Linked DNA regions of Homo sapiens: all the other regions are linked to region 1. Evidence: chromatin contacts called from ENCODE Hi-C or POLR2A ChIA-PET data. All regions are on one chromosome and are shown on one strand. The core of a region is the stretch at or near the end of the contact, and the rest is flanking DNA. Distances in the headings are between cores, read along the strand shown. Region 1 holds the start of TTLL12 (tubulin tyrosine ligase like 12). Region 2 holds the start of FAM118A (family with sequence similarity 118 member A). Region 3 overlaps LINC00899 (long intergenic non-protein coding RNA 899). Region 4 holds the start of KIAA0930.

Region 1 (2,700 bases), core at 192-2,691:
CCTTCCCAGATGGAGAACAGGTCTCAGACGGGCGAGTGACCGCCCGAGGGAGGGCGTGCTGCCGTGGAGGCTGGCTGGGCAGGAGCTGGTCATTCCCACTGTGCTCCTTCCACGCAGCCCATGGGAACCTTTTTGTCCTCATGAACAAACCAAGGTCCCTTCCACCCAGCACAGGCCTGGGACCAGAGTGGTCCTCGGAAAGCATATGGCAGAAGTGAGGGGCAGAGGAAACTCTCTGTTACACTGTAGCATAAGGAGGTGCCACTCACTGCACGTTTCCAGCAGGAAGGTTCCTAGTCCAATCAGGATTACACAGAGAAAAACTGGCTCAGAGACCGTAGAGTCTGGCCAGCAGCCAGGCTCAGGGACTCCTAGTTCCCGGCCCGGGTCCCTGTTCTTGGCTCTGGGGTTTCCACTTCATCACCTGCGCCACTAGGCTCATCTCCGTCCGGGAGACAGCACCTGGAGGAGATGTCGGGTCCCAGCTAAAGAAAACACCCCCCCCCCCGCCAGCCCGGGAAGGTGCTGTGGCCTCAGCCTCTGGGCACGCAATAAAAATCCAGGGCTCATCCCCAGCCAGGACAGTGGGGAACGCTTTGGAGTGGAGGAGGCAGGTGAGCCGGATGGGCCGTCCTCACAAAAAGGGAGAGAACCTAGAGGCTTCTCAATCTTTTCCATTTTTCTTTAGATTTCTCCTCCACCTCTCACAGCCTGTTTTCTTTAACCTGCAAGATGAGGGGACCCCGAGGCTCAAATCAAATGAAAAAACACCGAATTCTGTGAACCCAACAGTTACAGCTACACAAATTCACGGGGTTCCCGTTGTCCCTGTGAGGCAGCGGCTGAAAGAATCCCTCTGAAGGGACTCTCGGAGCCGCAGTGTTCTCATCTGTGAAGTGGGGGTGATGAGTTTCACTCCTCGCAGGGCTGTGTCAGGCTCGGGTGTGTGGAGGACCTAAAGTTCCCAACGCAGCCCTCAGCCGGTCTCGGGCCCGGGCAGATCAGGGCCGCAGGTACCCCGGTCTCCTGCTGTCACTCTTCGGCCCCCAACTCCACGCCGCTCCAGAGCTGCCCAGGACGCGCTCTGGGTGGCTCACCGCGGCTCCCGCCGCCCGGGAGCGCTCTTCCCTGTCCCGCGCCGCGGGCTCCCGCCGCGCTCCCACCCCGGCCGCCGCACGTGCCCGCCGCCCTTCCCCGCACCTCGTGCTCCAGCTTGTGCAGGAGGCGGCCCCAGTAACGTTCGGGGACCCCCGAAGCGCGCAGCGCCGGGCCGTGCAGCGCCGCGAACTCGGCCAAGGCCTGCGCGCCCTCCTCCGGCGTCTGGCCCGGGCTGCTACGCTCCGCAGGCCGGCGCTCGGGACCCCGCTCGGCCTCCATGGCGCCAGCACCCGCGCCGACTCCAGCGCCGCCACCGCCGCCGCCGCCCGCCGTCCGTCGGCCCTGCCCTCCCGCCTCCGCCCCCTGCCCCGCCCCGCCCTCCTCCCAGCGCCCCCCCCCCCGCCCCGCCCTCCTCCCAGCCCCCCCCCGCCCCGCCCTCCTCCCAGCCCCCCCCCGCCCCGCCCTCCTCCCAGCCCCCCCCGCCTCCGCCCCCCGCCCCGCCCGCCTCCCAGCACCCCCGCCCCGTCCTCCTCCCAGCCCCCCGCCCACCGCCCCGTCCTCCCCCCAGCCCCCCGCCCCTGCCGCGCCCCCTGCCCCCGCCCCCTGCCCCCCTCCCCACCGCCCCGTCCTCCTCCCGGCCCCCCCGACCCCTCCCCTGCCCCGCCCTCTTCTCGCCCCCTCACCCCGTCCCGCCCCGCCCCCAGTCCGCCTCCAGCCCGGTTTGCCGCGGCCCCCGGGCAGGCCCTGCGCATCGGCGGGGTGCGTGCGAGAGCGCGCGAGCTTGCCAGGAGGGGGCGCGCGTCTGCGACCGCGCCTGTGGTTTGGCTGCCGCCGTGTGCGCACGCGCACCTGATGGTGGCTGAGCTTTTCTCGCTCAGCGCGCGGCGACCCCGGGGAATGCCGGGAGGGCGGGGTGCCTACGTATAGGGCGCTGTCAGGACCGGAAAAGGCCCCACCGACGGCCCGGAAGGTGTCCTGGGGCCCGAACCCGGTGAGGCGGCGCTTCTGTGCCTGCACCGGGCACACAGAGCTCGCAGGCCCCCTGCCTTGGGAGCTCTCGATTCTTGTGAGCGTTTCACCAGATTTGGATGCTGCAAAATCGTGGCCCTTCTCAATTACTTATATTTGGATTCGGAATGTCAGTTGATCCAATTAAGACCAAGTGTACCCGTCAGAGGAATTTACTCCTACATGTCGGGATGTTTCGAAGTGCAGTTGAGCTGGGCGTGGTGGCCGCGTCTGTAGTCCCAGTTACTCGGGAGGCTGAGGCGGGAGGATAGCTTGAGCCCAAGAATTCAAGTCCAGCCTCGGCAACATAGCCAGACTCCCTCTTTAAAAGAAAACAGTTCAGTTATAGAATTTCAAAAGACATTCTCTTTTGAACTCTCATTGAGTTTTATTGCTCCATAGGGATACATTTCAATGTCTTCCTTTTTGCAATTTTGTAAGAATTGTAATTTGCTAAAAAACAAAGGCTGAAAATTTTTTGGAGCTTCAGATGCTATTTTGATAACATTTTTGAACTGAGTTTGAATAAAATGCACCAATTCACGGACTTGTTCAATTCCATTGTAGGAAGCAGGTGGGTCTGCAAAGGCAAAA
Region 2 (2,706 bases), core at 143-2,642, 2.1 Mb after region 1:
GTGGTTACATGTGTGGGCTGAGGCATGGAACTACACAACCTCTTGGGCCTGAGCTTCCCCTTGTTAAACTGGAATAACAATGAAGACGCCTTCCTCATAGGGTTGTTCCAAGAACACCATGAAGGAACGCATGCAAAGTGCTCAGGGAGTGCCTGACCCCACATACAGAGCACCCAGGGGCTGCCCTCTTCATCCCAGAGTCACTGCTCCCACTGTTTTCTGGGCTCTGGCCCCCCCTAAAATTTCACAGGCCGCTAACACAACACTACCTTCTGTCACAAAATGAGAGCTTTCTGGTGGGCTAGGGTAGGGGGAGATATTAACAGCCAACTTTAAAATCAGGCAGGAAAAAAAGGTGCCAAGGAGACAGGAAGTAATAAATGACTCCAGGTTGGGCAGGGCAGGCTGGGAAGAGGAAGTGGATTGGGTCTTGTTTAGGTAAAAGACTTCAGTGGCAGACAAAGGAGGAGTAATAAGATCGCTAGGGGGCCCGTGCCCAGCCCACCCACGCACAATCTCAGTCCTCGCAATACCCACAAGGTAGGTGCTAGGATCACACCCTTTACGGACGCGGCACCTGCGACAGGGATGCGCGAGGAGTCAGGGGGCCTCGCCGGATCGAACCTAAGCTGGGGAAGAGTATTTCTTGTATTTTTAGGAGAAATTCTCAGCCTCGGGGAAGAGTATTTCTTGATGAGGGAAGAGCGCGGGGAAGACACTCACGCACGCACAAACATGTGGGCGGCCATGGTGTGCCCAGCGCCGTGCTGGCTTCTGGGAACCCCCAGTGGACAAGACGGACAAGGTACCGGCTCTCAGGGGAAGTGGGAGCCAGTCACAAGCGTACCTAATTTCGGAGAGTGACAAGTACTCTGAAAAAGAAAGAAGGTAGGGCTGGTGACTGGCCAATTTAAGCGGGCAGGAGTCTGCTGGGGGACGGAGACCAGCCTCAGGTCTGGGTTGGGGACAGAAGCTGTGCCTAAGTGTGGTGCAGGATGCAGTTGCAAAGGAGCGCTTCCGATCGCACTTGATGCTCGCCACGTCCCTGCAAAGTGCTCCCGCCCCCTTTCTGCAAATGAGGAAACGGGACGCGCGGCTCGCCGGGCCAGGTAGGGCTAGGACGCGGACTCTAGGCCCAAGCGCTCCCCAGCGCAAGCCCTCCCCCGCACATCCGACCGCGCCTGCGCTGGAGACCCCGGGGGCGTGGCCTCCCCGGTGGGCGGGACCGTGGTCACCGAGGTGGGCGGTGCCAGAGGATCTGGCGGCGGGGCGGGGCGGGGCGCGCGTCCTGGCTTCGCCCTTCCCCGGGGCGGGGCCTCCGGGGACCGCGGGGCCGTTGGTTTCGGGACGGAACGTTCACGCGGCTGGGGCGGGCGCGCGGGGGAAGGGTTTGCGGCGGCGCCGCTGCCGGCTAACGCGGAGGGGCGCCTGGAGGCGGCGTGGCGTCCGCTCTGGCTCCGACTCCGGCTCTCGCTCTCGCTTCTAGCCCGCGTGCCTGCGCAGTCCCCTCCCCGAGAACCATCCCCTTGCCCCGCCCAGCGTCAGGGGTGCGCGGCCGCCGAGAGACCCCGGAGGCGTAGCCGGCTGCGGAGGCGAAGAGGTGGCAGCGCGAGCTGGGACCAGCGTCTCGGAGGCGCCGCAGGTGAGGGGGCGGGGCGGGCCCGCGGTCCCTGCATCCGGAGCCCCTGGGGACCCCGAGATCCTCAGGATCCGCCCCGGCCCCGGGGCCACCCCAGGACTCCCTCTCAGCTCTTCCCCTGGAGCCCCTGCCCCCGAGACCCCCTCAGGATCCGCCCTGCCCCTCCAGGCCCGCGAACCCCGAAACTCCAAGATTTTCTCTGGACTCCGAGACCCCCTGAGGACCCCGGCCGCTAGTGGGCCCTGAGAACTGTTGGTTCCGGAAACTCTCGAGGTTCCCTTGGGACTTGCTTCCAGCAACCTCCTCAGAAGCCCCCAGGCCCGGGGCATCTTCCTGTGGGGAGCCGTGGTTCCCAGTGTCCTTAGCCCCGCGAGACCCCGGGTCCCCGTGCCGCCCACCCTGAGGCTCCCTCTCCGACCTGATCTCAGGGCTAGGTTTCTCCAACTTGAGGTCCCTGGACCTGCGGGGCGTGGGTGGAAGTGTTCCCAGGTCTGGTGATAACTTAAGACGGTAACAGCGCGCCCGACGACCACCTCCTAAGCTGTGGTCCCCGCGCCTGCAGGTGCAGGGCCGGGTTTAAGTTTTAATGTTCTGCTGAGACTCAGGTGGCCCCACAGGACAGTCTATAGAGCAGGAGACCTGAGGTGGCCGAGGGCGGCCGAACCGGGGAGGGAGCGAGTTAGGGCACATGGGGACGCTTTTAGGTTGTCTCCTCCTTAATTTTTTCATTCAAGGAACTAACATTTTGTTTTTGAATGCCTGATAGGCTCCAGGAATTGACACTGGAAATAGAGATGAGACGGTCCCTGCTGTCAGGGCCTAGGGACCTGGGGCATAAGACAAGTAGGTCGTTTTTATCTGGAGGAAGCTGTGTCGTCGCTGGCAGGGAACCCATCTGGGTGGGCATGGGATTCTGGGAAGGGGTGGGTGTTAAGGAGGGCGTCTTAGGAGTCGTGGGGAGGAGATGCTAAGCAGCAGGTGAGCTGATTCTTGAAGGTTGAGCTAGAGGAGAAGTTTGCCAGGGTCATTCCAGGCAGAGTTTCAGGGGACAGCCAGTATGTCAAAAG
Region 3 (2,700 bases), core at 70-2,569, 2.9 Mb after region 1:
TATGTGAGTGGGTAAACAAATGTCAATAGGCATATGATAAAATATCACGTAGCAGTAAAAAGGAATGGGCTATTGATAAACTCAACAACATAGATAGCAGGATCCCGAGCAAGAGTTCATACTCCATGAGTTAAAATTTTTTTTTAATAAATTGAAACTGATCTACGGTGGTTGGATTCAGATTGCTGGCTGCCAGGAAGTCAGAGACTGCCTGCAAGGGGCTCTAGGGAACATTTTGTGGTGATGTTTTCTTTCTTGATCGTGGTGATACATGTCACGGTTGCATACATTGTCAAAACTCATCGAACAGTAGAGGTGAAAGGGATTTTGCTGCATGGAACTTATTCCTTAATAAGGTTGATTTCAAAAATTAACTGGTATTTATACTTTATTTTTCAAATCTTGTAGAAAATAATGACATAAAATGCTCACAACGTATTCAACAAAAAGACTGTAAAATAACCTATAGTATGATCTAATGATTATATATACATGAATATATGTATGCATTTATAACTTACGATATGGTCCATTCATATAGATATGTGTACACACACACAAACACATATATGCATGCGCACATATATACACATACAGTTTGGAAAATATAGCAGAAGGACTTTCAACCAAATGCATTCAGTAATTACCTCATGGGTAATTGTTTTCTTTTTATTTTTTAATTCTAAATACCCTCTTAGTTTTTTCTTAATTCTAAATATCCTCTTAGTTTTTTTTTTTTTTTTTTGTACTTTTCTGTAATGAACACTATTTTTGTGGAAGAGAGTCTTTTTTGCTTGCTGTATTTTTCTTTATTGTTAATTGACAAATAATTGTATGTATTCATGAGGTATAATATGTTATATATATAACACTTTTCTTTTTATAAACAAATAAAAACAAACATCTCTCTTTTTTTTTTCCAGCTGTAGCAGGCCAGGGACATGGGGCTGGGCCCTGGACAGGGTGGTGAGGACATCCCGGTTCCCACGAAAAGCAACCGCCTGGCAAGTCTGGAGCAGGCGAAGAGGGAGTGAGGGGGTGTGGCTCGCTCCCCAAGTTCTTTGGCTCAGCTTCAGTGCTGGGTCATTCTTGGGGACTGCTATGCCCACTGGGCACTGCAGAACTTCTGGTGCGTGTGGCTAAGGGGAGTCGGGAAGAGCCCTGTCCCTGGACCAGACCTTCCTGTTGGGAGTACTGGGACCCAGTGACCTTGTGCACCTTTCCTGAAGCTTCTGGGCCCCAAGTGGTCGAATGCAGAGTGGGCTGGGGAGTCACAGACTGTGCTTCCTGCTTTCAACCTCCGTTCCAGGTTCCTGTGCGTTCCGTGGGCCCATCCACCTGGCTGGGCTTGGCTAGGCTGTGACCTTCTCTGAGGACAGGGCTCTGCCTGCATTTGGAGCTGCTGGGACCTCAGTGTCACCCCCCACTCTCGCCAGCTGGCCTCACAAAGGTGCCCAGGAGGAGACCTGATTGCCGACTCCTTTCCCCTCCCTGGCTGAGCAGATTCTACAACAGCCTGTGGAAATTAAAATAAGAGCTTAAAACTGTCAAAAAAATTTTTTTTAACCAAGTCACAAATGGGAAAGCTGAGGCGGCAGCAGGTTAAGGACACTTTGTGATGTAGCGTTCTCTCCCAGTGCTTTCGTACTGTAAACATCACAGTCCACGGTCCCTGTGAACAGGCAGCCACAGAGACTGGGTTTAGACTTGCCGGGGAAGGCTGCATCCAAAGTGGGGCCAGCTCAGAACTATTCCACCACATGGGGGGCCATTAGTTCTGCTCAGTTCTGTGGGGCCTCACTAGTGTTTCTATTTAAAAATAAGTCAAGGTAAAAGAAAAAGTTTCAAAATGTAACAGTCACGTATCTATTTCTGTAATTGTAAAGAAATACACTGTCATGTGACGGCTGGAGGCTCTGGAGCAGAGGGCCTAGGAGGAATTTTTTTTCTTTTTCTTTTTCTTTCCTGAATTCTCCAAACCGTCTATCACAGTGTGTATTGCTTTTATAACGGGAAGAGATAAAATAGACTTACATTAAAAATAATCAAACTGCACCTGTGCCTACATGTCAAATGATAAACGTGACAATCAAAGGCACTTTTTATTTATCGAATACCTGGTTCATGCCACATCTCCTGCTAGGCCCTCCCAGCGTGCTGGCTCCTCAGAACACCCTGCAGGTGGGAGCTGGGCACCAGGGTCCCTGAGGCAGCATTCAGCACCCACGTGGCAGAGCCAAGGCTGGACAGGGATGATTCCAACATCCAGGATTGTATTATGCTTATAACGACTTCCTGCCTGTTTGTATTTAAGACAAGGTCTCTCACTGCAGCTTTGACCTCCCGGGCTTGAGCAGTCTTCCCACCTCAGCCTCTGGAGTAGCTGGGAGTTACAGGTGCACACCCCCATGCTTGGCTAATTTTTGTATATTTTGCATAGACAGGGTTTCGCCGTGTTGCCCAGGCTGGTCTGGAATTCCTGGGCTCGTGCGATCCACCAGCCTCGGCCTCCCAAAGTGCTGGGATTACAGGCGTGAGCCACAACGCCCAGCCCCTGTCTCTTAAAGGTGAACATTTTCCCTAAATACAATGATCTTCAGTTAAAATATTTGTATCTTACATAGAATCTGGAATTATTTCTGTAAACAGAATTTAGTAAAAGAAATATAAAAATCAGCTGGGCACGTTGGCTCACGCCTG
Region 4 (2,700 bases), core at 1-2,500, 2.1 Mb after region 1:
GGGGGATGCACTTGTTCTCTGGGACTCAGTTTCCCCAACGGTGAATGAAGGGGTGAATCTGGAAGGCTGACATTCCGTACTCAGCAATGCTGTCACCCCCTCAGAAATCCCCAGCCTAGCCTGGGGGTGGGGTGGGGGGTGGCTGACAATGTGGTATGAAGTCATTCCCTGCACGGAGGAGGGAGGGGTCTTTTCCATGGAGAAAATGACGAACCTGAGACGACAAAAGAGGGGGCTTCTCCTGGGCTTCAGTCTGGGCATGATCCATCAGTAATGGATTACCTCACTGGCTGGGAGACCCCACCCACACCTGCAGTCCCAGGCCCTTCCAAACAATACGAGGCACCCCCATCCCACGCCCCCCAGCAGATCCATGACTTAAAGCCCAGAATCACACCGAGAGGCAGCAGGCCCTGCCCCTCAGCCAAGCGGGCGGGTTCGGGGGGCCATTGCCCAACAGGTCCCTGGATACAGCTAAGGGATGAGAGGGGCCGGTGGGTGCGGAAAGACAAAGGCTTCGGGTAGCAGGAGACAGTGGCCAGGGCACGCTCGCAGCGAGGTCCACCCAGAGCCCAACGAGGGCCCGACCCTGCCGCGCTGGGCTAAGGGTGTACCCAGATCCCACGCCCACACTCCCTACCGCGGTGCTGAGGGCCCGGGGCGGGCTTCCTGGAGAAGGAAGAAGACCCGCAGAGACACGAAGAAGAAGGAGGAAGATGAGACAGACACCCGGACGGACTGACAGGGGGAGACGCCGAATGAGACCCGGGCACAGGGGTGCGGGGCGCTCGTCGGACGGAAAGCAGAGACAGACCCAGATGCAGGGACGGTGGGGGGGGGGCCATGGAGGAAGACAGGGTACCCAGGCAGACCCAGAGACCACGACACCCGCGCAGAGACAGAGATGCGCGGGGCGCACAGAAACACGGACGCGCAGAGGCGGCCCCGGAGACGCTCACCTCTCCCGGCCCGGCCTCGCCCCCGGGTCCCACTCACCGAGGCCGCAGACCTCGCGGCGCAGGCTAAGACGGCCGCGCTCCTCCGCTATGGCACGCAGCATGTGCTGCAGCGAGCGCTCCTCGGCCTCGGCGCCGCCCGCAGGCTCGGGGGCGGCGGCGGCGGGGAGGGCGGGCGGCCCGGCCCGCAGCCCGCCGCGAGCACCAAGGAAGCCACAGTCCGCCTCTGTGCGCGTCGCCGTCGCCGCCGCCGCCGCCACCACCCGCCAAACACAGCACCGGCGAGCGCACCTCCGCGCCGCCGCCGCCCGCGCGCCCCCGGCTCCGCTCGCCCCGCCCCGGCCCGGCCCGGCCCCGGTCCGGCCCCGCCCCTTCCCCGCCCCGGCCCCGCCCCTGTCCCCTCCCGCCCCGCCTCTGAACGGCCCGGACCCACCCCGGCTCCCTGGCCCCGCCCCCTGACCTCCCTTGCCCCGCCCACTTCCAAACGGCCAGTCTCCGCCAATCTTCGGATGCCCAGGACAGCCTCCCTCAAACCGCTCGCGGGGTCCCGCCTCCACCCAAGGTCCTAAACGCCCCACCAACGGGATCACGCCTCTGAGCCCCTCCCGCCGCCCCTTCAGGGCACCTCTCCCCTCCCCCGCTGCTACCCCACGGGATGTGTACTTTGTCACCCGCCCTGTGCGTTGCCACCTCCACCAAGTCCCCTCGGCTGACTTCTGGGAACTTCCTCCGCAGAACCCCTCAAGAGGTCACCTGCTCCCAGAAGGTGGTCTCCTGGGGGACACCGTGGCAAAGCCCTTCCGGCCCCCCTCCTCTGCACCTGGCACAGTGCAGAGTGTTGCGCCTCCATTTCCTCAGCTGCACCATGGGGGACCTTTCCCTGCCTTGCCTCCCCAACATGGGGGAGTGTTGATGAAGGGGGAGGTATGAGGTTAGCTGGGCGTGTCATCCTGATGAAGCCAGGTCTGGCCAGCATCCCTCCGTGTGCTAGTTGTGGCTGATACAGGAAGACACCGGAGAAGCAGCCAGTGGCCTCCCCAAACCTCACGCCTGGTGGTCCATTTCCAAGAACAGGGGGAGATGGAGAGACCAGCATTGATTTCCAGGTCTCTCCAAAGCTAAATCTACATCACTCCCTGCATTCACAGCCTGTGTGTGGACCCCAGACCCATCAAGGTCCCCCTTTCCCCTGTCTGGAGTCCTCTTCTCCCCATTCCTGTGTAACTTGCTTCCTTTGTGTCCCGAGTGTCACATCCTCAAAGAAACTCCCCTGACCGCCTTCCCTCCCTCTCTCTTCCCTTAGTCTGTTTCTCCTTCACAGGGTGACACTTACCTCCTCCCGACACATTGGATACCTATGGGTTCACTTGTTCTCTTCTCTACCGAGGGAGGGGCCTGTCTACTACACAGCTGTTGTCTCAGTACCCAGAACATTGCCTGGCACACATTAGATGCCCAATAAATAGATATGGGCTGCAGGCTGGGCACAGTGGCTCATGCCTGTAATCCCAACACTTTGGGAGGCCGAGGTAGGTGGATTGCCTGAGGTTAGGAGTTCCAGAACAGCCTGGCTAAAATGGTGAAACCCCATCTCTACTAAAAATACAAAAATTAGCCGGGCATGGTAGCACACATTTGTAATCCCAGCTACTCTGGAGGCTGAGGCAGGAGAATTGCTTGAACCTGGGAGGCGGAGGCTGCAGTGAGCCGAGATCCCGCCACTGCACTCCAAGCTGGGAGACAG

What was found. A loop is a pair of places that touch in the nucleus more often than their neighbours do. ChIA-PET counts read pairs that join two places held with the same protein, here RNA polymerase II (POLR2A). Pooled maps may share reads with other maps.
Region 2: a pooled map shows a loop between it and region 1 (18-fold over the local background). The contact joins the promoter of FAM118A here to the promoter of TTLL12 in region 1. A Hi-C loop is called at or near these places in 2 of 37 single-sample maps with no recorded cell type and 8 of 50 pooled maps. POLR2A ChIA-PET finds 5 or more read pairs at or near these places in 1 of 52 experiments (B cell).
Region 3: a loop to region 1 is called in a pooled map, with 15 times the contacts of the local background. The contact joins the enhancer-like site here to the promoter of TTLL12 in region 1. A Hi-C loop is called at or near these places in 1 of 37 single-sample maps with no recorded cell type and 8 of 50 pooled maps.
Region 4: a map of ascending aorta shows a loop between it and region 1 (5-fold over the local background). The contact joins the promoter of KIAA0930 here to the promoter of TTLL12 in region 1. A Hi-C loop is called at or near these places in 2 of 168 maps with a recorded cell type or tissue (ascending aorta and naive thymus-derived CD4-positive, alpha-beta T cell), 2 of 37 single-sample maps with no recorded cell type and 12 of 50 pooled maps.

Annotation. Positions count from the first base shown.
Region 1 is chr22:43,185,693-43,188,392 of GRCh38, forward strand. It overlaps TTLL12 (tubulin tyrosine ligase like 12), which reads right to left and starts at 1,442. Exons shown (of 14, transcript NM_015140.4): 1 at 1,201-1,442. The coding sequence starts at 1,377. RefSeq lists enhancers at 93-597, 538-617, 628-687 and silencers at 1,068-1,287, 1,328-1,487, 1,736-1,855.
Region 2 is chr22:45,308,542-45,311,247 of GRCh38, forward strand. It overlaps FAM118A (family with sequence similarity 118 member A), which reads left to right and starts at 1,393. Exons shown (of 9, transcript NM_017911.4): 1 at 1,393-1,642. RefSeq lists a silencer at 1,059-1,738 and an enhancer at 2,455-2,706.
Region 3 is chr22:46,039,537-46,042,236 of GRCh38, forward strand. LINC00899 (long intergenic non-protein coding RNA 899) reads right to left here. Exons shown (of 4, transcript NR_027036.1): 4 at 371-1,516. It overlaps LOC124905136 (a long non-coding RNA gene), which reads left to right. Exons shown (of 2, transcript XR_007068137.1): 2 at 1-901. Among named protein-coding and RNA genes, the nearest start is that of LINC00899, 4.0 kb to the right of the region's middle. Within about 2 kb of position 1,320, at least 6 of the 41 ENCODE cell types and tissues checked have a DNase peak (open chromatin) inside an H3K27ac peak, as active enhancers do.
Region 4 is chr22:45,239,644-45,242,343 of GRCh38, forward strand. It overlaps KIAA0930, which reads right to left and starts at 1,251. Exons shown (of 10, transcript NM_001009880.2): 1 at 997-1,251. The coding sequence starts at 1,060. RefSeq lists silencers at 825-914, 1,065-1,124, 1,285-1,344, 1,375-1,574.